Regions from separate parts of the Homo sapiens genome. Here regions 1, 2, 3, 5 and 6 are each linked to region 4. A link is a loop called in an ENCODE intact Hi-C map of the cell type or tissue named here. Cell type or tissue: mammary epithelial cell. All regions are shown on one strand.

Evidence for each region. Peaks named below come from ENCODE experiments on the same cell type or tissue, not always from the same donor. Only the 100,000 strongest peaks of a DNase experiment are listed, where the experiment ranks them.
Region 1: it touches region 4 in a loop (6-fold over the local background); 2 of 110 quality-filtered maps call a loop at or near these places.
Region 2: it touches region 4 in a loop (5-fold over the local background); 10 of 110 quality-filtered maps call a loop at or near these places.
Region 3: a loop joins it to region 4, with 5 times the contacts of the local background. A loop is called at or near these places in 13 of 110 quality-filtered maps.
Region 5: it touches region 4 in a loop (3-fold over the local background); 10 of 110 quality-filtered maps call a loop at or near these places.
Region 6: a loop joins it to region 4, with 3 times the contacts of the local background. A loop is called at or near these places in 22 of 110 quality-filtered maps.

What each region holds. Positions count from the first base shown.
Region 1 is chr3:169,215,999-169,220,998 of GRCh38, forward strand. The region is part of intron 2 of MECOM (MDS1 and EVI1 complex locus); the gene reads right to left. Among named protein-coding and RNA genes, the nearest start is that of LINC01997, 220 kb to the left of the region's middle. In mammary epithelial cell, a CTCF peak has its summit at 2,563; no DNase peak of the experiment used is centred here.
Region 2 is chr3:168,862,202-168,867,201 of GRCh38, forward strand. No RefSeq gene overlaps it. Among named protein-coding and RNA genes, the nearest start is that of LINC02082, 37 kb to the right of the region's middle. In mammary epithelial cell, a CTCF peak has its summit at 2,933 (motif pointing right); no DNase peak of the experiment used is centred here.
Region 3 is chr3:169,145,590-169,150,589 of GRCh38, forward strand. All of the region lies in intron 2 of MECOM (MDS1 and EVI1 complex locus), which reads right to left. Among named protein-coding and RNA genes, the nearest start is that of LINC01997, 150 kb to the left of the region's middle. RefSeq lists a silencer at 3,850-3,909. In mammary epithelial cell, a CTCF peak has its summit at 3,896 (motif pointing right); DNase peaks (open chromatin) are centred at 832, 1,952 and 3,962; H3K4me3 peaks cover 3,076 bases; H3K27ac peaks cover 2,507 bases.
Region 4 is chr3:169,039,150-169,044,149 of GRCh38, forward strand. All of the region lies in intron 1 of LOC107986051 (a long non-coding RNA gene), which reads right to left. Among named protein-coding and RNA genes, the nearest start is that of LINC01997, 39 kb to the left of the region's middle. In mammary epithelial cell, a CTCF peak has its summit at 2,681 (motif pointing right); no DNase peak of the experiment used is centred here; H3K27ac peaks cover 871 bases.
Region 5 is chr3:169,109,563-169,114,562 of GRCh38, forward strand. MECOM (MDS1 and EVI1 complex locus) reads right to left here. Exons shown (of 17, transcript NM_004991.4): 9 at 3,225-3,312. Among named protein-coding and RNA genes, the nearest start is that of LINC01997, 110 kb to the left of the region's middle. In mammary epithelial cell, no CTCF peak of the experiment used is centred here; a DNase peak (open chromatin) is centred at 2,809; H3K27ac peaks cover 2,292 bases.
Region 6 is chr3:169,752,765-169,757,764 of GRCh38, forward strand. No RefSeq gene overlaps it. Among named protein-coding and RNA genes, the nearest start is that of ACTRT3, 14 kb to the right of the region's middle. In mammary epithelial cell, no CTCF peak of the experiment used is centred here; DNase peaks (open chromatin) are centred at 2,177 and 2,927; H3K27ac peaks cover 1,844 bases.

The DNA.
Region 1 (5,000 bases), 180 kb after region 4:
CACAACCCAGAAAATTTTAGACCTGAAAGGCATATTTTTTCATTATTTAGCATTTGCCATGAGTCGTATGTAAGCCAAAGTTATTTTAGTGTCAACCTTTATTTTTCTGGACCTCTGAGTAGAGTCAACTCACGAGTGTTTCCACGTCTTGTTTGTTGCACAATAGGGAAGTTTTCTGGCTGCTTTCATTGATTTCCAAATCCCGAATCTTTCTTTTCTGATGGTATGATGGTGAAAATAACCTTATTTGGTTGCCATCATTTGATGTCAAAATGACGACCATCTAAACTACTTTTTTTCTCACTAGGTTTACTCTTTTAACCAAATTCATAGCAACTCTCTCTTACTTATTTCAAGCCTATGGGATAGAAATAAGTTGTGTCATTTCTAGTGGTGTTTAGGCATAGGTGTATCTTAAAAGCAATAGTTGAAACCTTCCCAAATCTCTGAAATGACATCTGACCACTGGCTGCCAGGTTGCAAGGTCTTCTGGCTTCCCCCATTTCCTGCATACATTTTTGCTATTTCTGAAATGAGAAGAAATAAATGTACTGCTAATTTACACAAACCTTCTCTAGTAAAAAAAAAAAAAAAGTACACTATAGGTTAAAAAACATTAAATATTACTAATTCTATATGTTTCAATCTAGTACATTAAAATAATATTCATGAAAACACTTTACAATATTGGGGGAAAGCCTTGTGAAATTTCACAATATATTGTTAAGTAAGAAAAATAGTTTATAAAATTATGAAAATGCAATCTTAATTTTGCAAAAGAGATATACAGATATGCATAGCAAAAATACTGTAGGTAGCTCAATAAAAAGTTGACAGTGTTTATCTGTAAAACAAAAACAAAAACAAAAACGCACATTAAGCTATCGCCGTGGCCACCATTTACACGGAGTTACTTAAAACAGAATAAATATATTACCCTATAATTTAAGTCATAAAAATCTACTGAGGAAGTTTAGTCTCTACTAGCCACACAAATAAACAGGTATGATACCATAGAGAACAACCGACAGATACCCCATCTCTGTGGGTTCATTTTGACTTCCTTGCACAAGTAGGTAACAGGAGGGTGGATGATCCGCAGATAGCCAGAGCCATATATTTAGAAGATGAACTCATAACAGAATGATCTGGATTTTGGCACCTGAGTAAACATGACTACATGGGTTTGTATTAACTTCTATTTGACATTCACAGAGAATTCCCACCTCTTGCCTGCATACATGAACTATAGCTAGACTCTTGGAGTCTTTTTTTTTTAATAAAACATTTTTGTGGAGACAATAAAATATATAACACAAAGGAAAGATTCTGATATAGGATTACATTTTGGGTTTGTAATAAACTAGAACATTGTACTTAAAGATAACACTGCTCAAGTTCAGAAAGATTTTTAAAAAGCAAAATATTTAGCATTTTCGTAAATTATGCACAATTAACATAACCTCACTACTATATACATGAAATGTTTAAAAATAAATAAATAGGCCGAGCACGGTGGCTCACACCTGTAATCCCAGAACTTTGGGAGGCCAAGGCGGGCAGATCACTGAGGTCAGGAGTTTGAGACCAGCCTGGCTAACATGGCAAAACCCCGTCGCCACTAAAAATACAAACATTAGCTGGGCACTGTGGCACGTACCTGTAATCCCAGATACTTGGGAGGCTGAGGCAGCAGAATCACTTGAACCCAGGAGGTGGAGATTGCAGTGAGCTGAGATCACACCACTGCACTCCAACCTGGGCAACAGAGCGAGACTCCATCTCAAAAAACTATATATATATTTATTTTACATATTTTATTTTACAAAATAAAATATATATGTAATATATATATATATAATCCCCATAATTTCAAAATTTATAAAAATTTCAGCATAGGGTAGTTTTTCTCACTCATCTACAAACATAATCAGAATTTACAACATGGCCTTGACAACAATTTTATTATACATCCTAAATTATCAGTGACTCTAATTAAATATTTTAATAGCTCTATAGTGAAATTAATGCTTAGGGCAGTAATCATTTGACTACTATAAATCATGTAAAGCTAAAAGTTTAGCAATATAGCTTATAGGTTGATAATCCAGAAGAGAAATATATTTTTATTTTAATGGGAAGAGACATCTTACTGTGTGCTTTTAAAATAAATTAGGTTTAAGAAGTCTACAAATTCTGAAAAGTTACAGGAAAAAAAAAGGATCCATTAATCAAAATTGTGTGACATGAAAAAATTTCATTTTTCAGAATGATCTTTAAGAAGATAAAACTTTCAACAGGGATCACAAGAGCTGGGTTGTTTAATTTGCAGTAGAATTTTTGAAATCTGGAGGAAGGATGACACTCAAATCAGATGTATGCACTTGACTTGTCAATGTAATGGAAAGTTACTTCGGGCAATGATCCCAATAATGCCACAGCTTGGGTGGGAAGTTTACAAGGAAAAACAGGAAGTGATGCCAGGGATCACAAAAGGACACTTCCCTTTTGACTGGAATGAGTATTTTACAAATCAAGGAGTGCTATGCATCCAGGGTGAGGCAGGGGGAGGCAGAGTGTCTCTCAGAAAAGCCTGTAACCTGTGGTCTCACACAGTGACTTCAGAACTTGTGGAATTTTGAATACTGTATCCAATTAGGAAAGTATCCTTTTTGTGTTCACATACTACAGAATGCAGTCCATATCAGTGTTAACTTTTATTTCTTAATCATTCTGTATTAGGCATCAAAAAGCCTACTACTGCTTGCCCAAAATCATTCAGGGAATTAAAAAGTTCTCTCTTTACTTACTCTTACAGTTTTATTTTGACAGACAATGTTGCACCGTATCCAATTTAAATTTGTGATGACAGTGGATTTGGGCGTGCAAATGTGACAGAGAACTTTCTCTTTCTCCCCCTCCTTCTACACCACACACCTACCCCTACGTATATAGCTGCGTGTGTGTGTGTGTGCTGTCTCCTGAGCTATGTCATGATCTTGGATGTGTGTCTGTGGGGCCCCAGTGTTGCTGCTGTGGGCTTTTTGCAACAACTATAAAATTCAGCACATTATCCTCATCTCGCTATAACAGCAAACATCGAAGTATCACAGAATCAAAGGAATTAGTTGAAAATAATTTCATAGACAGAGGTACTTAGCTTTTTATAGCTCTGGCTCAACTTGAATATCAATCTATATTAGGTCCTTTAAAAAAAAATTTAATAGGCCAGGCGCGGTGGCTCACGCCTGTAATCCCAGCACTTCGGGAGGCCGAGGAGGGTGGATCACGAGGTCAGGAGATCCAGACCATCCTGGCTAACATGGTGAAACCGCGTATCCACTAAAAATACAAAAAAATTAGCCAGGCGTGGTGGTGGGCGCCTGTAGTCCCAGGTACTCGGGAGGCTGAGGTAGGAGAATGGCCTGAACCTGGGAGGCGGAGCTTGCAGTGAGCCAAGATGGCGCCACTGCACTCCAGCCTGGGCGACAGAGCGAGACTCCGTCTTAAAAACAAAACAGAACAAAACAAAAACTTAATGAGATCATTCCTAGGTTAGAAGGTAAACTTATAGCTAACTTTCTTCTTGGCAAAAAATCAGGATGCTATATATACACCACTATATATTTGAGCACACACATGTAGCTACATATGTAGGGGTGGGTGTGTGGTGTAGAAGGAGTGAGAGAAAGTCTGTCACACTTGCATGCCCAAATCCACTGTCATCATAAATTTAAATTACATATATAGGTGTGTGTATATATATAATGGTATATATATATTATATACATTAGTTTGCTATATATAATAATAGCATGTGTATATATATATAAAATCATCCTAATTTTTTATCAAGAATACAGTTAACTATAAGTTTACCTCCTAACCTAGGAACCATCTCATTAAGTTTTTTTAAAGGATCTAATATATATATTATTCTAATATGTATAATTCTAATATATAATATATTCCAATTATATACATTTTAACAAATATAAATATAAGTAAATAAATATACATTTTCTAACTATATAGTTAGAAAATAAGACTGGGCACGGTGGCTCATGCCTGCAATCCCAACACTTAAGAAAGCTGAGGCAGGTGGATCACTTGAGTTTAGGAGTTCAAGATGAGTCTGGGTAATACAATGAAACCCTGTCTCTCCAAAAAAATACAAAAAAATTATCCAGGCATGGTGGTGCACACTGGTAGTACAGCTACCTGGGAAGGCTGAGGTGAGAGGATCACCTGGGAGGCAGAGGCTGCCTGCAGTGAGCTGTTTAGTCCAGCCAGAGTGAAACTCTGTCTCAAAAACAAGCAAAAAGAAAAGAAAAGAACACTTACTTGCTTCTTTTCTCAAATATTGCCTTTTCAGTGAGACCTCCCTTACCTAAAATTTCTACCTGTTCCTCCCACCTGCTAACACTTCATATTCCTCTTACCTGCTTTATTTTATCTTTCTTGCATTTAATTTTATTTTTATTATTATTTTTTGAGATGGAGTCTCCCTCTATCACCCAGACTGGAGTGCAGTAGCTCGATTTTGGCTCACTGCAACCTCCGCCTCCCAGGTTCTAGCGATTCTCCTGCCCCAGCCCCCCAAGTAGCTAGGATTACAGGTGCCCACCACCACGCCCAGCTAATTTTTGTATTTTTAGTAGAGACGGGATTTCTCCATGTTGGCTAGGCTGGTCTCAAACTCCTGACATCAGGTGATCCACCCACCTGGGTCTTCCAAAATGCTGGGATTACAGGCTTAAGCCACCGTGCCTGCCAATAAGCTACACTTTTTTCTTAACTTTTTTATTGTCTTTTCTCACCAGTAGAAGAGAAAGACCATAAGGGCAGGAATTTTTGTCTGTCTTGTTGACTAGTGTATTTCCTGAGGCTCGAACAATATCCGGCGCATAGTTGGGGCTTAAAAATCATTTGCTAAATCAATGAATAAAGGAAGGAAGGAAAGTAGGAAGAAAATCGAAGAAGAAGATTAGGGAAAGGCA
Region 2 (5,000 bases), 180 kb before region 4:
GTGCCTCTAGTCCCAGCTACTCGAGAGGCTGAGGCAGGAGAATCGCTTGAACCCAGGAGGCAAAGGTTGTAGTGAACCGAGATCATGCCATTTCACTCCAACCTGGGCAACAGAGAAAGACTACGTCTAAAAAAAAAAAAAAAAGGCTGCTCACATTAAATGCTGTTGTGCTATAGTTCTAGCTATAGTTCTATAGTTTCATAGTTTCTACATAATGAGAAACTTGGCTAAGTAATTTCTTCCTTTTGGAAAATCTATCCATTAATAGAACATCAGTAAAGGCTGGGAAACATTGTGGTTGAATTAAAAATTAAAATTTAGATCTTGTATAAGAAGGATGAGTTCTAACAGTGACTTTTATACTTTTTCTTCTGGCAGCTCTAGCTTCTTGTCTTTGACCTTTGTGCTTTAATTTACGTGCTTGTTAGGAATAAAGTTACTTATTGCTATTCTTGCCAGCTTTATGCCAGGGCCTGGGCCAGCTGTTGTTTAAACATTATCTCTAATGCCTGACAGCACAATGTGTGGTAAGTATTGTCATCTTTATTTTGCAGAGCTAGGATAGAAGCCAAATCTCACCAAGTCCCTTATTTTTCCATTATACTATGGTACACACTGTGTATGGTAAGGCTGTCATAGAATGTCTTTAACTAGATGGCACTGAGGTTTAAAATAATATGTTTCAACAAGTTGGTACTGAATAATGCTTAAGACCACCATAAAAATTGTTAAAGAGTAACTGTCTTAATATATATGATTCTCTAATCTAGCTTTTATCTTTTTTGAAGCTTGCATCTAACAAAACCTGCTTTACCCCTTTCTTGTTTTGTTTGATACTAGAAACAAAATTTATGGAATGAATTTTGGGTATCCAAAAATATTTGTCCTACTTCTTTAGAAAAGTGTAAGTTTCAATCCAATGGAGTAATCTAATATGTGAACCTGTTATCAAAACCCGGTGTAAGTGACATGTTTCAAGTGTTTTAATAAACTCAAAAGTTTAAAGAAAAATAAATTTCTCCCCAATGTATAGTGAATAACAAGCTATGTTTTGTTTTCTTCAACCTGAGTTGAGAATACGCCACATAATGATAGATCTAGTCCCTTCACATATATTTGAACACACATAGTTCAAGACCCAAGTGGATTCTATCAGTTTTCAAATTAAGGCAAAAATTTATGTCTCCAAATTCAGGACTGTTCAAAGGCAGTCTTAGCCAAGAGACACCTCTGTTATTTTTTCCATGACTGTTTAAATTCCAAATAATAAGACTATATTTTTTTCTGAGCCTGGAAGTCTATGATAATTACACATTGTCTTTTGATACAGTTTATCTTTAAACAAACTTCAGACAGGTCAGAATAAATTGTTTTAATGTTAGATTGTAACAAATTGCTAGGCATATCATCATGTACTGCAAATAAATGTACACGTCCACGAAATAGGAAAAATTGGGCAGAGGTGAATTCAACCACCCAGCCATTTACATGAAATAGCATTACTCAATGCCATTTTTAACTTCCAGCTTTGTCTAGATGAGCTCATTCAAGTTCACCTCAGTTGGGTGAACTGAGGAATCTGGAGATTAAGATCCCATGCATGTGTGTGACTGGGTTCAGTTAGAATAACATTTTCTTCCTGCAGATCATTAATTAGAATGTTTTTAAAGGCAAAACAAAGCACACAAAACACAGTTTGCTGAAAATGATGTTAGTTTATTTACTTTGAAAAATCTACTTCTATAAATTCATATACTAAAAAATAAATTAAAAGATAAAAATGATGTCCTAATATATTTCCTATTGAGAAAGCAAAATAATTAGCAATCTTCATTAGTTGTCTAGAAAAATAATTTCCTCTTCAAGAAAGTTGCCTCTATTTGCTAAGCTGTTCTAACCAAATTTCCCTTTATCACACATGAAATTTAACTGGAAATACTAGTGGTCTGTTCTCACTTGATTTTTCTGCATAAGAGTTTAAAAGGCAGGGTTACTATGTAATCTAGTCTGGTAAATTCTTTTTTGCCTAGGCAAAAACACCAGTTTACTTGTTAAAGATGATGAAGAGTTAAGTCCAGAGTTCATATCACAATCTTATCCCATGACACTCCCTCCCCCTTTCACTTGATGAAAATATGCTCATGTGAAGTGAATTCTGAAACTGAATCCGCTGAACATGCTCAGCATTTGGTACCAGATTTGTACTGTGACATTCAAACTTCTGCCATGGCTATTGCAATGTAAATAGGAAATTCTAAATGTGATTTGAATTGCCCTTTGGGGAGTTTTACAATGAGAGACGGTACATTTCCAAGGTAGCCCATAGTTAATATGGAGCAAGTCACAGTGGTCGGGTTGGAGACTGTTCTGCTTCGGAGCACAGGTTGACAGGAAACTCTGCACGCCTTCAACCGGACCGAGGGAATTCGGCGGTTGACATAGCCATGTATAGTTCTGAAATATTTTCTCTTGTTAGAAATGTTTTAAATTAGCCCATGAAAATAAGCACCTTTATTATTCACATACAGTGATTCAGTTTGGAGGTGACAGCTGTCTACATAGATCGTAGTGTAGAGATTGGCATAAGCAACGACTGTTTTTTAATTAGCAACAAGCTTTTGTAATTATTAGAGGTCAGCATTTCCTGTAATTGAATCATGTATGCTAGCAAATATACTCTCACAGCAAGCTGGTGTGCTCAGACCTTTCCCACGAAATGCAACTATTAGGTACCATCGTGTTGCACACAGAAAATGCATGGTAAGTTCGGATTGTACAAAGATATTTCCAAGATTCTGAAAGAACTACATTCAATGGCATTGAATTTTATATATGTTGTGATATTAAATGATATAAAATTCTAGTTCTTTCTACCTATAAATTTAGACGTTGAGACTTTTAAGAAAAGTGCATTGCTGAAGTTCTCCACAAGAGGGCCATAGCTCCCTCATTCTTTTAAATTTGGATTCAAGCTCAAAAAAAAAAGTAAATGCTATTATTTTCTCCTCAAACTTGTTGTTTCATGTATCTTATATATATCATAAATATGTGATAATAAGAATAATTTGAAAAAATGATGGATGCATAAGTGTGTACAGTGAAAGATTCCCTGCTGGTTTCCCCCTCCCCCCTCAAACATAACCACCTTTAAAGTGTGCTGGGGTTCTTTCCACATTTAAGCTTATCATGTATTTTTTATTTTACACAATGTGATTGCACTAAAGATTTATTTTATGTTTTGCTTCTTTGTTTATTCACTAAACCATACATTTAGGCATCTTTCTATTATCAGTCTACACAGACCTGCCTTTTCTTGTATATGGTTTCAGAGTATTATTTTGTATGTCTCTAAAATGTATTAATAAATCCCCTACAGATAAATATTTAGACTATTTTTAGTCTTTTGCTATTAAAAACAATGCTGCAGTTAAAAATCTTGCATTTATTTCTTTGCACAGGTATAATTTCTCTGCATGTTAAATTCCCTAGCTGCATAATTATAAAGCTTGTTTACTTAAAACTGTGTCTATCCCCCTCAGAAAAGATGGTTTCACTGAATTACACTCACACCATATAGGTGTGAGAAGTACTTTTAGCTCTGACTCTGACAAATACTATGTACGTCAAACCTTGTAATCTTTGCCAGTCTATGAAAGGAAAAAAATAATATCTTGGCAGTAGTTAAAAGTTCTAGGTCTGTGATAACTTTCTCCAATTAATTATTTAACTATCCCAATTAAATTTTTTTTACTTTCAAAACTGTGTTTCACAAATTTTATCAAAGATGGAAGCAGAGTGACCAGAAAAGACATCACTGGGCAAACTGACCTGGCTTCCATAAACTAGTGAGAGTAAAACCAATGCTATATCTAAGTAAGTGCTTAGTAGTTGCTACAATAATTTTATATCATTTGAAAATTTTTGTTTATTATAAAAACTGTATAAAATACGGTGGTCAGACATTAGTATTCCTATCATACAAATTAGACTGAATATTTGGACAATGTTCTTTTTACTTCTTCGTTATTATGATCATCAATTTAAAGAACTTCAATAAAGAAACTTGAAGTTTCTTATCTAAATTTTACTTAACCTTCCAAGCCTGTTTTTTCCTTTCTCCTTAGAGAATGTCTATCACAATTTGCCCATTCTTTTCTTTTCATTCTAAGCTACAACACCCACCCTTTCCTCTCAGTTTTTAGCAAAGAACAAAATGCCCAGAATTGAAATGTCAAGTATTTTTTTCCTAACAAAATATTTTTATTACTAGATTAAATATACACCCAAAGTAGCAGATTGAAAATAATTACAACAGAAGCTGGCTAGTTTACTGAACCAGCTTTGTTCACTTTCCTTGGAGGAAAAACTGGTTATTTCAGTGATAGCCATATATATTATACATGACCTAAAACTATCCCATCAAGTGACAAGCCCATTTTGGAAAAGCGCAAAGCAGGCAAGGCATATCTACTGCCATTGCAACCATCCCCATATTTTTCCCATCTGAGTGCTTCTTTCCTCCTTTCCCCTGCCACCTAACTATGTTTAGTTTTGTCCCAGCAATCTAACTATGTTTAGTTTTGTCCCAGCAATCTCTACAGGGAGTGAAATATTCTGATTTTTCATATTAGTTGAATATATCTACTGAGGTGTGGAGGGTGCCTCAAAGGAGAGCTTCTCTTAAGGGAATACTTTAAGGAGTGGTGAGCAGGAGATGTGTTTTCAAGCACTGAATATTTCATAAGTGGTTTCTGTGCCTGCTTGCATGGACCATCTCTGGCTCTATGTAAATGCAAAATGCCAGATGTAGAAAAATAAGATAGTAAAGAAGTATTAGAGGTACTAGAGTAACACTGTCTTTTTGTTTGTTTGTTTTTATGTTATGGTTTGTGTTTTCTCTGGGTGTTTCGTTTGATTGTTTTTGTTTTATTTTGTTTTTGTCACTTATACTTCAAGCTTTAGAATAGTATGTTCTAAATCCACATTCCAGCTTTTGTGGA
Region 3 (5,000 bases), 110 kb after region 4:
TTTAATAAAGGACATAGAATAAAGCCAGTGAAATGCAATACTAATTCCATTTCATATTTGCAGAGAGACGTGGAAAACTTGTTAATTTCAAAGTCAAGAAGCATCCATCCCCTTAGCTTTCAAGCATACCCTTTCACAGGGGCAGGGAGTTAAGTATTACATACACTGCACATAAAAATTGTAGGTGTAATTTTATTCCGTGTTAACATTATTAGCATTGCCACTGTCAACAGCAAAATTAATTTTTAAAAAGGTTCATTTCCAAAGAATGTCTTTTTACTAATCTGTTATACGATTATTCAAAGATTTCACCATCATATTAACATTCTTCCTCTCAATATTCTTGCCCCAAGACAAAAGCTTAGCTTTCTCCAGAAACGTTTGCCCCCTGGGTGAATTATTCACTTTTGATTTGCTAGCAGAACTGCATTTGTCTCCCAAATGTCTTAATCGTGTCGGAAATCTCGAATAAAATAAAGTAACGACACATCTTCAGTCATTTCATATAACACACTCCTGTGTTTTTAAAAGCTGTCAACCTCCAAAGATAGCTTAAAAAAAAACCGTTTAGGTAGACTTTAGAGAAAGGCCCTTTCAAAAAACCAACAGCAAAAGGAAAAAAAAAAAAATCCCCACAATCTAGCCAAAGGGTCCGAATGTGACTTTCTCGCGAAGCAGCACACGATGTTGGACAGCAAAGCTGTTACTTGGCAAGGTGGAACTCGGCCGAGAGCGGCTCCAAAGTCGCGTGGCCAGTGCCAGGAATTCAGATTTTGGCAACCGCACCTTGTGCGTCCCCGAAACCGACGGACAGAGACACACGGAGGGAGGGGAAGGAGGAGAAGAGCGCAAGGAAAAGAGGCCGACAAGCCGGCAGAGAAACCCACCGAAGGCCGGACGACCCACCCCGGAGACGTGTCCAGACCGCACCGTTTCGCAGGAGGAACAAGGAAATCGCCCGGCTTAGCAACGTAGATAAGCAGCAGGGCTCCGCGAGACTGCGGGCGAGGAGGAAAGAAGGCTGGGGGCGGGGGGCGCCCGTAGAAACGGTGCCCCGGCAGGAAACTGTCCGAAGTGACAAACTTTCACATCGCCCAGACTTTTTTTCCTTTTAAAGTGAGGAGTTCTCTTACCTTTAGATTTCTATGGCCTCAACTCAGCAATAATAGGCATTCACAGAAGAATCAAAATAAACAAAATAAAATAATCAGCAGCCCCCAACGCTCCTGCACGAAAATCCTTTCAAACGATCCCGAGCAACATTTAGAGATGTTTAAAAATAATAATAATAATTTTTTAAAAGCCTCGCGTCTCGATTTCCAAATGGGTCTCTGACAACTTTGTCCGTCTCTAGGATCTGCTCTCCAGGACCACGCGTTTCGGATTTATTGTCCGCCAACAGTGTATTTTTAATACAAGAAATGAAGTCTTCTTTCGTCTGGGTGACCCGGGTTTGGTGTGTTTTGGCTTTTTCCCCCTTCCTAAATGAGCTCGGAGCTATTCCTTCTGGTTCACATCACCTCCCTCTTTTCTCACTTTCTCTTGCTCTTATCAGCCCGATGTGTAATGAAAGTTATCTGAAACCCACTAAAACTTCTACTTCTCCTTCCCAGTTCCAATGGGGGAAAACAAGCAGGAGGAGGAGAGTTTGAAAAGGTGGGGGGCCTGGGGAGGCGAGGGGAGCTCTATCCCCCTTTCAGATCCTCCGCAGCGCCTTCGCGGGTCCTGGACCCTCACGGGATCGTCCCCTTTCGCAACTCCAAGCTCAGCCGCCGGGTTTCTATTTCATGAACTGTCTCTTTAAAGAGGATCTGCTCGGCCATCCAGAAAGAACCCGGGGCGAGGGAGAAAGGGAGCTATCTCCCGCCGCCCAGAGTGATCTGATCGGAAGCCAGACGGGCTCCTCTTTTAAATTTTTAAAGTGACAGCAGCCTCCTCTGGCGGGAGAGGTCACAAAAAGGTCGCCAAGACCCAAGTCCTATAGGGACAGACTGATTATGGATGCACCATCCCCCTTAAACATGTAGATTTCTCCGGGTAAACAACCAATGGGGAGATCTCGCCAGGCAGGATTTCTTTCCCCAGGGAAATAGCCTCCGTTTCGATGTCTTGAAAGCACAAGTGTGGTGTGTGTGTGTGTGTGTGCGCGCGAGTGTGTGTGTGCATGTGTGTGTGTGAGAGAGAGAGAGATGGGGGATGGGAGGGATGGGGAAGGGTAGAGAAGTGCTTTCAGGGGTGTGAGGGTGTGTGCACCGAGGCAGGAGGGGGCGGGGGTAGGGGGGAGAGGTAGTGCTGGAGTGGGGAGGATAAAGCTTAGGGTATAGGGACGCTAGTTCAGACTAAATATAAATAGTTTAGAAATTCTCAGAAAACAGCAACCTCAAGAGTGAAAAGTTGACATGTACATTTCCAGTTTTCTGCTAAGCATTAAAAAAAATTTTTTTAATTGAAACTCATACTCTAATTTATTCCCTTCATTCTTGTAGCTAGGTCAGAGGAAGGGCGTGCAAAATTTTCAAACCATATTTTTCTTTAAAGATATTTTAAAATCTGAAAAATTATTGGCATATAACCCGCCCAAACAGCATATTATGGGTTTAGAGAGATTGATGACTGTCTGGTGAGTCTTTGCCATTTTCTTTGATACATTAATTAAAACACCTTGAACGCCAAAACGTGCAATAAGCAATTTGACGACTCAGATTATTTTTGAACGTTTAACATCATAAATGCTGCTTTTAGTAATCGGTACTATCCTATGTTTAATAACTTTCTAATATACCTTGGGTACATTTAAACCAATACATTGTAGAAAAGACATTGGAAGAAAGAATACAGGGGATACATAGCAAAACAAAAGGGTCTACAGATTTATTCATGGCCAACTTTGTAAGATTTAGTAAATCCCACTGGCTAAATGGAAGTAAACGCGTTTTTATCACAAAACTCCATTCATAAAAACAAATGGACAAAATCCAACTCCCCAGCTCAACAATGGAAAGTTAAGCAAAGTAAGCGAGTCTAGGGACACTTGCGGGGGAGAGGTGGGGCAAGAGGGGCTGGAAAGTGTGCTGACGGTTAAACTTTAGCTGCAAACGGGATAACACAAGTGCCACCCACTTTTTGTTTTCTCCAAGTGCAAATAAACGTGTAAATCCAGTAGAACTATATTTTCCCAAAATATTGATTTAAAAACAAAAATAGTAGCAAAAGGGAGGGATTGGGGGAGAGAAAATGACAAGAGGTGGTGACTAATTTGTTTCGGTGGCCTGTTATCTGTGACATTGAACTGTTATTTCAGATAATGGCCATTGTTTGAGAGAAAATCGCACAGCAGTGGTAGGTAGGACAGGAAAAATCCTTTGTAAATAACCTAAAACCCGGTCAGATATTCCCGTAGAGTTGGGCGCTTGAGAACCTTTAAGAGCTCCTGGTTCGTGGCCATTGATTTCCTGCCCTCCCTCAACTTGCCCATTGTCGGAGCTTTCTTTTTTTTTTTTTTTTTTTTAATTTAGCCATAAATTGGACCGGCTCGAGCTATGAGCTGTTCTATTTTCTTCCTGTCAGGATGAGGGATTTGTTTTATGATGCATTGTGTATTAAATACAAGTAATCTGGGGAACCGATTGCTTCAGACAGTGCGGCCTGATCAGGGGGTCTGGGAGCTCAGCGCCCCAACCCTGCGGCCCCCACCTCCTTGCCCTTTACAAAACTGCTTTCAAAACGAGGAAACGTCGGTAGGAAAACAAAAGGTCGTCTGGAATCATTGGCAGGTCCTGGCTAAATTAGGATTTCGTGGAAAGGGCCTCCGAGTTTTTTCCCCTATATTGGCTTCGGGTGGGGGGAGGCGGAGCGACTTTCAAGGTCTGGATACTTGCAGGTACGGCAGGACGCCGGTAGATGGCATTGCGCTCCGAAATAAAGCGCAGCGCCGGCGGCTCCAGCCACCCAGGTGAACCCGCCTCTGCCCGCCAGGCGCCGGCAACACAGCTCTGCCTTCCGCCTCGCCCGCCGTTCCGCGTCCTTCCGAGCTACGAGAGGAAGGCACACTGCAGTCCAGGCATGTAGACATCAGCCTGAGAGAAGGCTATTCCTACGTCTGAGCTTCTCTTCCCCAAATACAACCAAGAGTGAACGCTTACCCTCCGAGACCTTGGAAGATGTACCTAGAAGAATGGAGAATTCATTGCATCATCATTATTATTATATTAATATCATCATTATCGTCATCATCAGTCTTGTTCTCCACTGAATAAATTGTGAAAAAGACTAAAGGAAATCATCAGAAGGACCTGGGCAAAGGAAGCTAACAAAACACTAAATCTTAATCTCTCTTTCTCTCTCTCTGTGTGTGTGTGTGTGTGTGTGTGTGTGTGTGTGTGTGTGTGTCTGTCTGTCTGTCTGTCTGTCTGTCTCTCCCTCCCCTCTCCCCCACCCCATCCCACTCCCTTTCTCCTTTAGGTATATAACAATAACTTCATGTAAAGGCAGAGTCATCTCACTTTTTCTTCACACAACTTAAAGTTTAAAGATAGGGTTCTGAAATCCCACAGTAGTTAGACTGGCCTTGTTTCTCATGAAAGGGTCTTCTTGCTATTTAAATAAGAATTATTTAGAAGACCTGATCCATCTTCCCCAATAAGTGAATGAAACAGGAAAGAAGGTTAGAGGAAAAGGATTTTGCAAGGGGCTTGCTTCTTCCCCTGTTAGCTTGCTTTCCATCAGAAGGTTTCTAAAACAATAAATAAATACAAGGAGCCAAATACCATCACCAATTCCCTTTATTCCTTGGGATTTCTGGTGAAATCTGTTTACAGTAGTTCCCAGTTACAAATTAATCTGCAAAAGCCGCTGTCTGCTCAGCAGTAATCAGTAACATGCGTGTTCTGCAGTGTTTAGCACTGCCCTTGAAATGGGCTATTAAAAATAATGGTTTTACTGTAATCTCAAACCAGCTTTAATTTGCAAACATGTATCAGGACAGATGATCTAAATATTAA
Region 4 (5,000 bases):
CTTTACTAAAAATACAAAAAAATTAGCCGGGCATGGTGGCAGGCGCCTATAGTCCCAGCTACTCGGGAGGCTGAGGCAGGAGAATGGCGTGAACCCAGGAGGCGGAGCTTGCAGTGAGCCGAGATCACGCCACTGCACTCCAGCCTGTGCAACAGAGTGACACTCTGTCTCAAAAAAAAAAAAAAAAAAAGAAAAAGAAAAGAAAAGAAAATGTGGTACATTTGCACAATGGAATACTACACAGCCGTAAAAAAGAATGAGATCATGTCCTTTGCAGCAGCATGGATGCAGCTAGAGGCCATTATCCTAAGCAAATTAACACAGGAATAGAAAACTAACCATCACATGTTCTCACTTATAAGTGGGATCTAAGCATCGAGTACATATGGACACAAAGAAGGAAACAATAGACACCGGGGCCTACTTGAGAGTGGAGGGTGGGAGGAGGAAAAGGATCAAAAAATTGCCTATCAGGTACTATACTTATTACCTGGTGGGCAAAATAATCTCTATACCAAACCCCCACGACACACAGTTTACCCGTATTACAAACCTGCACATGTACCCCCTTTATCCAAAAAGTTGTAAATAAAAAAAAGAAGACCAAATTTGCTCAAATATTTTTCTATGACAGAATCTTCCTCTGAATTCTTGATTGACATATCAAAGTGCCTTCTTCTTGGCATCTCCACTTGACTGTCTCATATACAACTTAAACTCACCCTTTCTCCCTAAACTGGTTACCTCTGGTATTCCTCTATTAGTACATATAACCAGCATTCAATGTGTTATGAAGCTATAAATCCAGGAATTATCTCCACTACTTCTGTCGCACTGACCCTTAATATCCAATCCATCACTGAGTCCTGAAGTTTAGAATTTCCATATCCTTTTATTCACATATTCCTCATCCCAGTCAATGCTACCATTATGTTTCACTTGGACTACTGCAATACCTTTCAGAGGGCTCTCTTCTCATCACTCTGACTCCTGTCTATCTGCTTCCCATATATCAATCAGAATAATCTTTACAAACAGGAGAGCCTATCATCACTTACTTAGAGCATTTTGATAACTTTCTTATACTAGTATAATAAAGACAAACTAACTGCTTGAGCTCACAAAACATACATACATCAACTTTAAATCATCCCACATTTCCTCTTGCTTTCTTACTGCAGAGTCATTGACCATAGCTTCCTTTTACTAAAAGTTTCTTGCTCCCTCTCAGTGCAAGGCCTTTGTATATGTTCATCCTTCTCCTCTTTCCCTCCTCTTTGCCTCATTGGTTTCTACTCCTTTTGACATCCTAGCTGTATCATCACAGCCTCAGGAAGGCCTCCTCTGATTTTCCTCACTCAATATCCTTTTTCATAGCACTTTTCCTTGTTGTAGTTTCACATTCCTTCATGTCCTTTTTTGATTCTGTCTGTCTCATACCACAGACTACAAATTCTATGAGACTATGTCTCTGGGGGAAGTTGATTACTATAGTATAACAGGACCTGGCATATAAATGGTGCTCCAGTACACATTATTTGAAGGAACTTAATCTTGGACCCTTTGAGTTCAGTTCTATATCACAATGCCCAACATGGACCTCATCTTACAGGAGGGATGACTATACAAATACACATATGCTAATTATGGCAGGGTAGATATAATACTAACTGTGCTTAAAAGCTGCTATTTTTTAATACCTGTAGTCACAGGAATTGTGGTCAAATGAATTAGAGATGTTAGAGAACAACACAGTTTGTATGACTGATACTCAGGACTGAAAGAATAAAGCATTTAATTCATTTTGCCTTCTTAACATTGCTAAGACTGCAATTCCGGGGTCCTCTCTACTTACAGGCAGTATTACATGACCAAACTGCAATATAATAAATTTTTAGCTATATCTTATTTGTACTCTTATGTATAGCCATTATTTGAATTATTTTCTTCCCCAAAAAGAGGCTGTTTTAAGTTATGATGACTAAACTTAGACCCTACTGATTTTCTTTCTTTGTTTTTTTTTTTTTTTTGAGATGGAGTCTCGCTCTGTTGCTCAGTTTGGAGTGCAGTGGCAAGATCTCGGCTCAATGCAGCCTCCACCTCCCAGGTTCCAGCAATTCTCCCACCTCAGCCTCCTGGGTAGTTGGGATGACAGGCATGAGCCACCACGCCCAGCTAATTGTTGTATTTTTAGTAGAGACGGGGTTTCACCATGTTGGCCAGGCTGGTCTCAAACTCCTGACCTCAGGTGATCCACCCGCCTTGGCCTTCCACAGTACTAGGATTATAGGCATGAGCCACTGCGCCCTGTACCTACTGATATTCTTAAAACCACAGTAAGGGAACAAGCTGGGAATTGCATTATTTTACCTTCAGAATGGCCAGAAATATTTCAAACTTCAGCCTCTTGATGATTTCATAGATGAATAACAATGTGGTTGGTTTTACTAAAAAACAAGAAGCTTACAGGCCTTTCTTATTCTGCAACCCTGTCCCAGTGTTTAATAATAAAATTAATTGTTTTATGGCCTTAATGTTCAAATGTCAAAGACTGTAAATTTGCCGCACGAACAAAATTGAATGACCCTGCTTGGAAAATTTGTTTCTATTAATATTATAGGATCTGTTTAAAAAAAAAAAAAAAGCATCTGGACAGTTCATTTGAATGGCCACAAGAGAGCAGTAAGAAATTAAAGCTTAGGAAGATGACTCATAGTCACACTTACGTGTGTACTTTTTGCTATTAGGAAGAAATGAATAAAAAACCTACTTATATTTGTTCTTAAACTTGGCAATACAGTTTAGAATCTTTTTTTTAAAAAACAATTTAAGAAGGACAATATAGATAGCATCAGTAGATTAACTGAAAAGAACCTTGAATTAGAGCTTTTAGGAACCTCACGTTCATGCGTGAAAATGGAAAACAATAGTCACCCTGGGCAAAGGGACATCTTGAGAGGTCATCCAACACATCCCTGTGGATTATGCAAGCCAAAAGGTATGTGTCCCACTTACTAAGTCCCACAGAAGATTCCAGCATCTGTTTCTAAAGTATGGCCAATATTTTACAATGTTAACTATAGGACTTTTTTTTAAATGTCAAATTCTATCTTTTTATGTTGTAATTCAGCTACTATATTAAGTAGTATGTAGGGATACCCTGAATCTTTTTTAAAAGTTCATACCTATTTCTTTATGTGCCCCTGCCCTTTACTGCTCATACAAACTTGGCCATTTTTTACTTGGAATCTTGGATATCATGAATTTTAAAAATGAATTTTAAAATCATGAATTTGCAAAATGAACGGCAATAGCCTTAATATGTGAAGTACTATGAGGAGTCAGTCTGAAAAAAAGATGAAGAGTAGAAAAGTAGGCAAAGGCTATGAACAGGCAATTCACAAGATTAGAATTATATACTCAATATACATATAAAAATTGTTTATGTGAATTTTTAACATTTTTAACCTAATAATTTCCCTGCTAAGAATTTATCCTGTGGTAACAATCAGACTAATAAGAGTATAGATTTTAAAGTAAAAATAATTGGGAAAGTAAAAACTTAAATTATGTCAAAGAAGAAGAATTTGTTAAATTAATTATAGTCATACAAATGGGGTATAAGGAAAGCCATTACAATACTATAAGTAAATATTTATTGACATTGAAAGCCATGGAACATTTTAACTTTCAATAAAGTTGAAAACATTATATATAGTATGATTCCACTTAGGAAAAAATTGCGAATGACTGCATAGAAAAATATTTGGATGATATACGCCAAAACAGCAATTATGTCTGGGTAATCATCTTATGGAGGATTTTCTTTTTGTTCTTTTTTAGAACTTCTTGTAGATTCTGAATTTTTCTTACTGTTTGTTTGTTTGCTTTGGTTTATTTTAACAATTAACATGTGTTACTTTTTAAATTAGTAAAATCACAAAAAGCTACTTCTATGTTAGAAGAAGAAAATCCTCAGATAATCTTAAGAGTTAGTTTGGTGAATTTGTGAGGTGTTTAAAATTTAATCCTTATGTAGTGAGTTGCAATGAAAACATGGCTTAATAAAATATAATTTATGACATCTACGTTTTCATAATAATATGAAAGAAAAATATATAACAAGCTACCAGGGTATATTGAGATTTTGTCTACATGCAGCTAATATAACTAGGATATTTTTAAATCAACTGAAATGGATTTCATAATTTATAATGTAAACAGCTTTTATTTTTAGGAAAAAATAAAAGTCCCCCTCACCCCTTTTACCCGTGAACAGGCCAGTGACCTGACCTTCAACCTATTTCACTTTTTCTAAATGTTCTAAATGGCCATATTCTTACATAGGCCCATATTTAATCTTTAATTAATATGAATATTTCAGAACGGCCTTTACTTAATATGTGTTCTGTATAGCTGAGGATATAATAATAAAATTAATTACAGAAGAAAGTTCCAGTTACTACAGATTTGGAAAAGAATACTATGTTTCTTAGTATAAACTACTAGCAAGTATTTATTTTTAACCATGTTTAAATTGCTTCTATAATTTCTAAAATTATCAACTACTAAATATTTTTTACAAACCTAGTAATAGATTAGATCTCAAAATAAAAGCACAAGATAAACAGATGTCATCTCCATCTTAAGATGTCAAACTGAGGCTCTGTACTTTGCCCACAAATGATGTAGCTGGAACTGGGAAGGTATTCCATGCACCAATACATAGAACCCCCACAGCTTTTCATTAAAAAAAAAAAAGAAGAAGCTCTTTCCCTAATTATTCATACTTGTCTCTATATAGCATTTTCTCAAATATTTGAGGCCATTTTCCTCCTATCACTTAACCCTTCCATATGGGGAAAAACAAAATGTCTACAAGATATCTTTGGGGAACCACATTTCAGTGTTTTGTAATTTTATCCTTGCTTCTACTTGTGGGAATTAAGAGTTAGGCTTTGGCAGTGGGTGCAGGCAATACAGTCCAGTGAGCCAACTCA
Region 5 (5,000 bases), 70 kb after region 4:
TGCTACCACGCCCGGCTAAATTTTTTTGTATTTAGTAGAGAAGGGGTTTCACTCTGTTGGTCAGGCTGCTGTTGAACTCCTGACCTTAGGTGATCCGCCCGCCTCGGCCTCCCAAAGTGCTGGGATTACAGGCATGAGTCACCGCACCCGGCCTCTTCTAAGTATTTTTGACAGAATTTTTAAAATACGTATTATTCCAAAACGCAATAATATAGCCTAATAATCTTTCAATAAAATTCAATATATTTTTATTTACTGAGGTGTTCACTTATCACTGATTAGGAATTATGGAATGGGAAGGAATATGCTGGGAACAATATAAAGATATTCAAAAATTGTAAAACCAGACTTGCCCAGAGAATACCACTATGAAGCATCCTTCTTTCTTTTCCCTAAAACATTGAGAATTTGATCCTCCCTTTATTATTATGATAACCCAAGAAATAGGGCAGATATTATTCCCATTTTGAAATGAAGATCCAGATGCTGAGAGGGTCCATGTGATTTACTCCAATATACTTAAATGGAAAATGAAGCAATGAACAGTTTTATGCAAGCACATTAGCTATGAAATCATAACAAGCACTAAGAACAGAGGCAAGTCATTCTGTTTTGGCTCCTTGATCTGTGCCCCCCTTACTTCTGCAGTGAGGTCATGCCAAGAATACAATAAGCATCTTTTCAAGCACTCCTAGATACATGGCATGGCCCTGGCAAAGAAATTGGGCATAAATATTTATATTTATAATAAAATGCTTTTGCACCCACTAATAAGAGCTCTTCCTCATTTAGGTCCTTCCACATGCCAAGCACAATGCTAAATATGTTGCGTACATAAATGCCAGCTCTTCCAGCTACCCTGGGAAGGGTAAGACTTGATGAAAGAGGAAGAGGGCTCACCTGTATCCCAGCTTGTATCCCAGCTATATATAGCATGACACAAGAAAACAGCCATGATATTTATAAAAACAATGAAATATTTCTGTAATAGTCGGTAAATAGCCTTTGCCCTAAGCACCCTGAGTGTTCCCCTGCTTCCTTGGCCTCTTCCCCAAACACCCCTCAGATAGTCCCACTATCCAGCAAATAAAACATTGGCAGTTGATGCAGCAAAAGCCTCCAGTATCCTGCTCCAGAATGGCAGAAATCCATTCCGATTGGTAGGTATTCATGACGCATCAGGTTCTAAGTATTTTGATCACCACTCTTGGGTCCTGTTCTAATAGCAACATGCAGCAATAGGGAATCCCTTACACCAAGACGTGACATTCTGGTGTAGGAGGGAATCACTGCCACTGTGCTCCCACAGGCGTGTTTGTGAAGATCTGAGGAATGACTGCTATGCTCGAAGCACTGGACACATGCCTCATCTTTTGTGATCCTTAATTAACTTTGGGAATGTTAAAATATAACATATTTGCTCTCTTATGATTTTATTTTAAAATATATACCTACTACATTGCTAACAGCTGCGAATTCATACAGAATGAATGGTTGACAAAACTGCCCATCTTATGAACTGGTAAATTTACCTTAGTTAGCAAAACATCTTTGAATTTCAAAGTGGATAGAAACCTTACACCCGACTCTCTCATTTTTCAAACAGGAAAACTAAGAGCCAGGTAGACTAAGATGTTCAAAGACACTGAATCCCTTTTTGGTTTTTCTCCATTCTACCGTGAACCCATAGCACTCAATTTTGAAATGGTTAATTACTAAATTGTAAAGATTATCAGAACATGAAAATCACTTGACTACTGTAATTAATATTACTGTAATTAATTTTTGTAACATTAATGTATACATGAATATTATATGTTCATAAGTATTTATTTATAATTATAAAGGAAGTATCAAGAGAGATGTACTTTTTGTACAATATCTGACACAAAATATGTGCTACATTCCAGTTTATTAGCCTATGAAACTTTACAAGTACTATTTAGATCAGTCTAAATATAAAATATAGTCCCGATAAACATTAACTGTTTTGTAACTTACTTCTTTTCCATAAAGTAATTATGTGAGTAACATTCTTTAATCTTCCTATATAAAATTAATACTAACTGGAATGTTTCTGAAACTTTTACTGCTAAACCACATATTATCTCATTTTGAAAGGGAGTGAGAGTTCTTTAGTAATAGTAGATTTATCCAACTAACCCAGAAGATTGTGTTACAACTCTCATACTCTTTATTCAGGACTCTAGAAAGATACTTGAAAAAATACAAAAGAGGTAACAGAAAGGAAAAGGAAAAAAGAACCATATCCCATGATCTTTATTTAATTAATTTAATTACCTCATAGCTTTCCATAAGACAGCTTGCATAAACTTCCCCTGATTTTATTAGAGAACCATCATTTTTTGTTTGAACATATTACAACAGAACAAATTAGTTTATTCTATTTTTAAGAATTTTTATTAAAATGTTGCTATCTATAAAGACCAGAGCTTGCATCCTTTAAACAAAAGTAAAATAAATTTTAAATTAAGAAACCACATTCAAGATGTTTATATACCGTATTTGTTCTTTCAATACGATTTTCCACATGGTGGAAAATATGTAAACCTGTTTTTTAAAATTACTAAATGTATAAGGACTTTAGGATGAACCAATTAGAGATAGTGCTGCTTTGCATTTTCCTTGCAATGATAAACTGTATATATTTTGATAAATGAACACAATTCTATTCTGCAAATAGCACTGTGCATTGTGGTGAATTCTTGTGCAATTACAGAGCTTTGCTGGAATGCTCAGTGGTCTCTAGATAAATTCCTTCACCCTCTATGGTAACAACTTGTCAGGTAGACTCATTTCCTGTTTTTATCTAAGCCCGAAAAGAACAAGAATGACCTTCATGAGTATGGGACGAGTCACAGTATGATCTATTTCTTAGTATCAGCAACCACCACACACAAAACACATCTTGGATATTTATTTTCTTAACTGAATCCTGCTCACTCCAAAATGCACTTTAACTCAATAAACAGTTAATAGCAGACAATCATTTAACACTGAAATCATGTTATTTTTACACATATATTAACTAATTTTTCTTTAAAGAGTTTGGGTTTTAATTCTGCTAGAATTTCCTGTGTTCTTCCACACCAGCGTCATAGGAAATCCTAATGTTCTCAAGATGTCTTTCATTTCATTGCACCTGCTTTTCAGGATCAACAAGTTAGTTTACAAGCTGGAAATCTCAAATCCAAAATACTTACTTGTGGGTGAAACAAGAATCCTGGAGAAGGCCTCAAGTATTTCTCTTTTAAAGCTTCAAGTGGGTCAGTTAGTTTTCTTTTCTCTACTCTGAAAGGTTAAAATTAGATTTTGGAGATGAAGCAGTCTCACATATCAATCACTACATAATCACTGACATTTAAAGGAACTAACAATAAAGTCAATGGTAGGTTTCTGGGAAGCGCACTCATAAAACTATAGAGACATCTGTCCAGTTCTTGGAGATTCCTCATGACACTTCTAGGTGCTTAAGAAGAAAAGTTCCTATTTATAATGGAAAAACCCTACTGAATGACTAGGAATAGGAATAACGAGAAAACATGAAAAATAAGGAGTCACTAAATTAGAGGCATTTGTCATGAATTCAGTACCTTTCCATTCCAAATGTAGACAAGAATGCTTAATGATTTTGAAATCATGAGGTCAAGGCTGATTTTGAATATTAGAGCAATTTTCTACCAAGAAGGTGTTCTCCCAAATGTGCACTTTATTCCTTCCATATTTGTCAATAATAGTAAGGGCATTTCCAAGCATATACACTGCTAGCCACTCTTTGAGGTTCTCTCTCTCTCAATATATATTTATATTTAAACATATAGCATAATATATTGATATATAAATATTTTATGTAAATTATATTTAATATATATTCAGAGAGAGAGAGAGAATATATGCTCTTTGGATGCCACTGCTGATAAAGAAGGCAGGCAGATAGAATGGGTGTGGTGAGAAGAGAATGGGGAGCTTTCTGAAGATAGAGAGAGACACATAAAACTTACCTATATATCCCTTCTGCTTTAGAAATGTTTGCCATTCTATTTTGTATTAAGCACATAGGGAAATAATATCCCTATGTTGAATTAATTCATTGAATTAATTTCTTTTACCAACTTGGTAATTAAAAAAACTTTTAGATATGTGCACTCTTAAAGCAGAATAAAATACCTACCACTTATTGATATTATATATGTGATATATGTGTGTTGCATATACTATTTCACTTTTTGAAGTAGGTGATGTTATATCCATTTTATGCTTTTTTTTTAAGTCTCAGACATGAGAAGGCTGAGGTTGCAACCCAAGTCTGACACTAAAACTGGATTCTAGGTCTTTCATGAGTTTGGCAAAATGACAGGCCTAGGTCTTAATTGAGACAAGCACCAGAGAGATGTTGGAGATCACAGTGAGTAAGAGGAATGCTAGTAGGTGATGAGGATGAGTGCAAGAGATATGTGGAAGAATCAGAAGCCAGTTGCTACTGAGAGGGTACAAAAAGGAAAGCCTGAAAAATTATCTTAACAAAGGACTGAGACACATCATTGAGTTGGAAATACGACTTTACCCGAAATGTGTGACATACAATCTACACACAAAACACGGAAGACATGTTTTTCTTTTTTTTCCTTCTCTGGTAACAGGACTGCCAAACTAATTGAGATATAATAATTTTAAAAAGCAGCCAAACTTGGTACTGACAGCACTGAGTTATTTTGTATTGTCCTTTGATACTACTTTATCATATTCAAACGAGGGTAGTCCTTTCCATACTGACAGTGTTTCCTTGTTAACGCATTATAGATAATATACATAGAAGAAGAATTGTAAGTGAGAAGAACTTGCAGCTCTAGTACCTATTAAGTAATATGAACTTGATAAATATTGTTGAATTAAATAATAGCACATTTTCTCTTCACGAAAGAGAATTAGGCAAAATATGAAAATACTCCGATGTTAAATAAGTTCAATAAAAAATTATC
Region 6 (5,000 bases), 710 kb after region 4:
GTTTTAACACCTAAATACTTATATTTTACTAGTGATGGCATTCTAATGTATTAAGTCCTCATTTAAATAATTAATACTTTGTTAACTGTGGCATTATATTTCTGAATTTTAAAACCTTTAATATTGGTAACTATTGCATATTCTTTTAATAAAACAGTAATTCTTTATTGGATGAATGGATACATGAATAAGCAGATGAAAAAATAAACAAATACCATGCAGAATACTTTTGGAAAATAGTGGCATAAATACTACAAAATTGAGAATACTATAGCTGGATCTTTGTCCTCTATTTAAAAAATCAGCAACAGAATCTCTGAGATGAAGGTTGAACAACCAAAAAAGGTCAGAGTTAACACCAGGAAAAAGGTAAGAACGAGTGGAGAAAAGTCGAGAGAACTGGTGAATTCAAACCATTTCCTCCATTCTTCTCCTTTGATACTTGCTATCTGTATAACCCTGTTTTAATTCCATATCTTGCACCAGAGAAAATTACACTAATGAACAGGTAAAACAATCTTTCTTTCTTTCTTTTCTTTTTTTTTTTTTTTTTTCAGATGGAGTTGCCCAGGCTGGAGTGCAATGGCGCAATCTCGGCTCACTGCAACCTCCACCTCCTGGATTCAAGTGATTCTCCTGCCTCAGCCTCCTGAGTAGCTGAGATTACAAGCTTGTGCCACCATGCCCAGCCAATTTTGTGTGTGTGTGTTTTTTTGGTTTTTGTTTTTTTTGTTTTTTTTTTGTATTTTTAGTAGAGACGGGGTTTCACCATGTTGGTCAGGCTGGTCTTGAACTCCTGACCTCAGGTGATCCACCTGCCTCAGTCTCCCAAAGTGCTGGGATTACAGGCATGAGCCACTGAGCCCAGCCCAATCTTTCTGGTTAAGGAACACCATTCTGTCTGATAGAGAGAGGAGACCTTTGAATGTGGAAGTCAAACACTCAGAAGGATTATCAACAGCAGTGCTATTTTTGCTATAGTCAGGTTGTTGCAATGAATACCAAAGAAAGATTTATTCCATAACAGGAATGACACTTTGGACAGCTATCAAATAACATTTACTTAATTATCTTTTTAACAGTCACTTTTTAAAGATTAACTTTAAGACAAATATTTAACTAGATAGATATTCTCCTATCAGTTATACATCAATCACATGAATCTGTCTGTAATAAACAAGCAACCAAATAAGGTGAGAGCTTCTACTGAGAAAAGGAAAAGTGGGAGTGGAAGATGGAGAAAGGTGAGAGAACTGTGAGTTTTTATTATTGTATATCTCATTATTGAAAAGCTACACATTGGACACATACACAAAAAAGAAAAAGTCTTTCACCTCTGAGAATAAATATTCCGAGCACGCTCTGTGTCCCAATTTCCTTTTTTTTTTTGAGACAAAGTCTCTCTCTGTTGCCCAGGCCAGAGTGCAGTGTGGTGTAATTGCCTCACTGCAACCCCCACCTCCTGGGTTCAAGCGATTCTCCTGCCTCAGCCTCCCAAGCAGCTGGGACTACATGCATGTGCCACCATGCCTGGCTAATTTTTTTGTATTTTTAGTAGAAACAGGGTTTCACCATGTTGGCCAGGCTGGTCTCGAACTCCTGACCTCAAGTAATCTACCCACCTCGGCCTCCCAAAGTGCTAGGATTATAGGCGTGAGCCACTGCGCCTGGCCCCCAGCTTCCTAGTTTTGGGGCCTACATCCCCGAATAGCACAGGGCTGTAAACAAGATTTGTTCTGCCCCAGAATGACAGCCCCTGTGCCTTTCCTATTTAATATTACAAATAATCACAAACCATGTCCATGGTATTTGGTAGTTGCAAAGGGTCTCAAATAGGAGAAAATTTACTTGCAAATATAGCCTCTGAAAGCTGCATGTCCTGTCTTTACAATGCCATCTGTCATTGTATCCAGGGAAGAGGGGTACAAATTGGGAGAAGAGCTGGTCCCAGAAGTCTCTGAGGCATGCCTCCTGTGTTGTAGAGAACATTTCCTTCTAGGACAGAAACCACGCTAACCTCTCTTCTAGGACAGTGCCACAATACAATTATTTGGTAAGATAGCAATCATATAGCAGTCATGCCAATTTTCCTGCATCAGTTAAGGTACTTTTGAGTGAAGCAACAAAACCCCTGACGCTAACTGGCTAAAACAATCAAGGTGATTCATCAGCTCATGTATTTGAAAAGTCGAAAGGCAGGGCAAGCTCACACATTTTGGAAAGTCCAAAGGCAGAGCTCCACCTCTCTTTCTCTGTGTTTCCCTGGGCTTTGCCCTTCTTTGTGAGTTGACTCTGTCCTCAAACTGGCCTCCCTCTTAGTTGCAAGTGACTGATAGGAGCAACACTAGTTACTAACGTCTTCATTCCCATTAAAGGGGAGAAAACTCTTACTTCACTCAGCCATTAAACTGAAGTTCAGCACTTTGTTCTGATGAAGCCATCCCAGAACCAATCATGATGGCAAGAGAGGGGATTAGAACCATCCTTGGATACAGGCAAGAGTCAATCCATCCTACCTATGATGCATGGCTGCAACTGAATGCAGGAGGAGGGTGTGATGCAGGAGAGGCACCACTATGTATGTATTCAGCCTCTGCATTGATACCCTTGACCCCCGTGACTTAATACTACACACACACACACACAACTCTGAGAAACAGATTCTGTGTTTTTAGCCATTATCTCTCTCCCTGCCATCTTTACCTCCTGCTTTATCAAAACTTTTGGCAGGGAAAGCAAGGCAGGAAAGAAGATGAGGAAAGATAAGACAGAGAAGATATAATGTGTCCTTTATTTTAGTAGTAGAAGGACTCTGGAAACGATTGAATGATTCAATCTGCATAGCTACTCAAGGTTTGCAGCTGTGGCCAGATCTAGTCCTGTTGACAACCAGATATACATAGTGATCAAGATAAATTCTATTTTGGGAAATTCCAGAAGAGAAAGTAACATAGGTAGATTACCCAGAGGTTCTATACAAGTCTGGACAATTCTCCTTCAAACAAAATACTACCCTTTGGGTTAGTGATGCACCCTTAGTAATTAAGTAAAGGAACAATCTAAAAACATAAAAAAATTTGTGCATAGTTATTCACGATAGCAGTAAAAAAATTGAAAACAAGTTAAATATTCATCTGTAGGTGAAGTGTTACATAGATTATGATACATCCATTAAATGGAACATTAGGCAACAATATTAAATAATGGTTCTGAAGGCTCTGTAATAACATGGAATAATATTTATAATTTATTACTAAATAAAAAAGCAGAATTTGACATATAATTGTCTAAAATATATATATCAGGTATAAAAAGAGACAGGTATAAAATATATACATCAGGTACAAAGAGAGACTGGAAAGAAATGTACCAAATAATGACCTAAATTTTAATTTTGTAACTGAAAAACATTAGAAAGCACTATTAATTACAGATATCTACTTAGCATTTGCCTCTGTGCTGGTGAAATCATAGTTACAATTAGCTGGTCTGTTCTCTGCCCCAACAGCACTCCATCATGCATTCAACAAACAATTATTGAGCACCTGTTATGTACTAGGCACCTGGGATCTGTCAATGAACTCAATGACTTGGGTTCTGCCCCTATCCTTATAACCCAGTGAAGAACACAGATAAGCAAATAATTTATTGCAAATTAGGAAAACATGTTATAAAGGTAATCAACAGAAGATCATAAGAGGAGGGGTAACCTGCTTCAAAAGGGGGTCAGAGAGGATTCTGAGGAGGTGATATCTAAGTTAAGACTTGAGGAGGAGAGAAGGGGCCAGGAACTACAAGTGCAATTTAAGCAGAGAACCCAGGATGAGAGTTTGGTACAAAGGAGGCTGGTGTGGCTGAAGCACAGTGCAAGAAAAGAAGAGGGTGTATTAGTTTGTTTTCACACTGCTGGTAAAGACATACCCGAGACTGGGAAGAAAAAGGGATTTTATTGGACTTACAGTTCCACCTGGCTGTGGATGACTCAGAATCATGGTGGGAGGCAAAAGTCACTTCTTACATGGCGGCAGCAAGAGAAAATGAGAGAAGAAGCAAAAGTGGAAACCCCTGATAAACCCATCAGATCTCGTGAGACTTATTCACTATCACGAGAATAGCATGGGAAAGACTGGCCCACATGATTCAATTACCTCCCCCTGGGTCTCTCCCAAAACACATAGGAATTCTGGGCGATACAATTCAAGTTGAGATTTGGGTGGGGACACAGAGGGGTAAGCAGGGGGCCAGATTATACAAAGCCTTGATAAGAATTTTGGATTTTATTCCAAGTGCAACATGAAGTCACTAAAGTGTTGTGAAGAGAAAAAACATGGCTCAGTTAGCCTTTTAATAAGATCACTCTAGTTCCGTTGTGAAGAATGAATTGGTAATGGGTGTGAGGCAAGATAAGAAGTAGAAAGACCTGTCAGGTCTTTGTAGAAGATGGTGAACTGGGCTGGGGCAGTGGCTAACACCTGTAATCCCAGCACTTTGGGAGGCCAAGGCAGGTGGATCACCTGAGGTCAGGAGTTCAAGACCAGCCTGGCCAACGTGGTGAAACCCCATCTCTACTAAAAATACAAAAATTGCTGGGCGTTGTGGCACGTGCCTGTAATCCCAGTTCCTTGGGAGGCTGAGGCAGGAGAATCACTTGAACCTGGGAGGTGGAGGTTGCAGTAAGCCAAAATCACACCATTGCACTCCAGCCTGGGCAACAGAACAAGACTCTCTCTCCAAAAAAAAAAAAAAAAAAAAAAAAAGATAGTGAACTAGATTAAGGTAGTAGAAATGAAGCCAAAGTGGGAGGATCACTTGAGGCCAAGAGTTCAAGACCAGCCTGGGCAATATAGCAAGCTCCTGACTCTCAAAAAAATTATTTTAAAAATTAGGCTGGCGGTGCACATCTGTAGTCCCTCTATTTCTCACCTTTTTTTATGATATTGTCACATTAATTTTGTAACTGAAAAAATTAGAAAGCATTATTAATTAGATTACTTAGCATT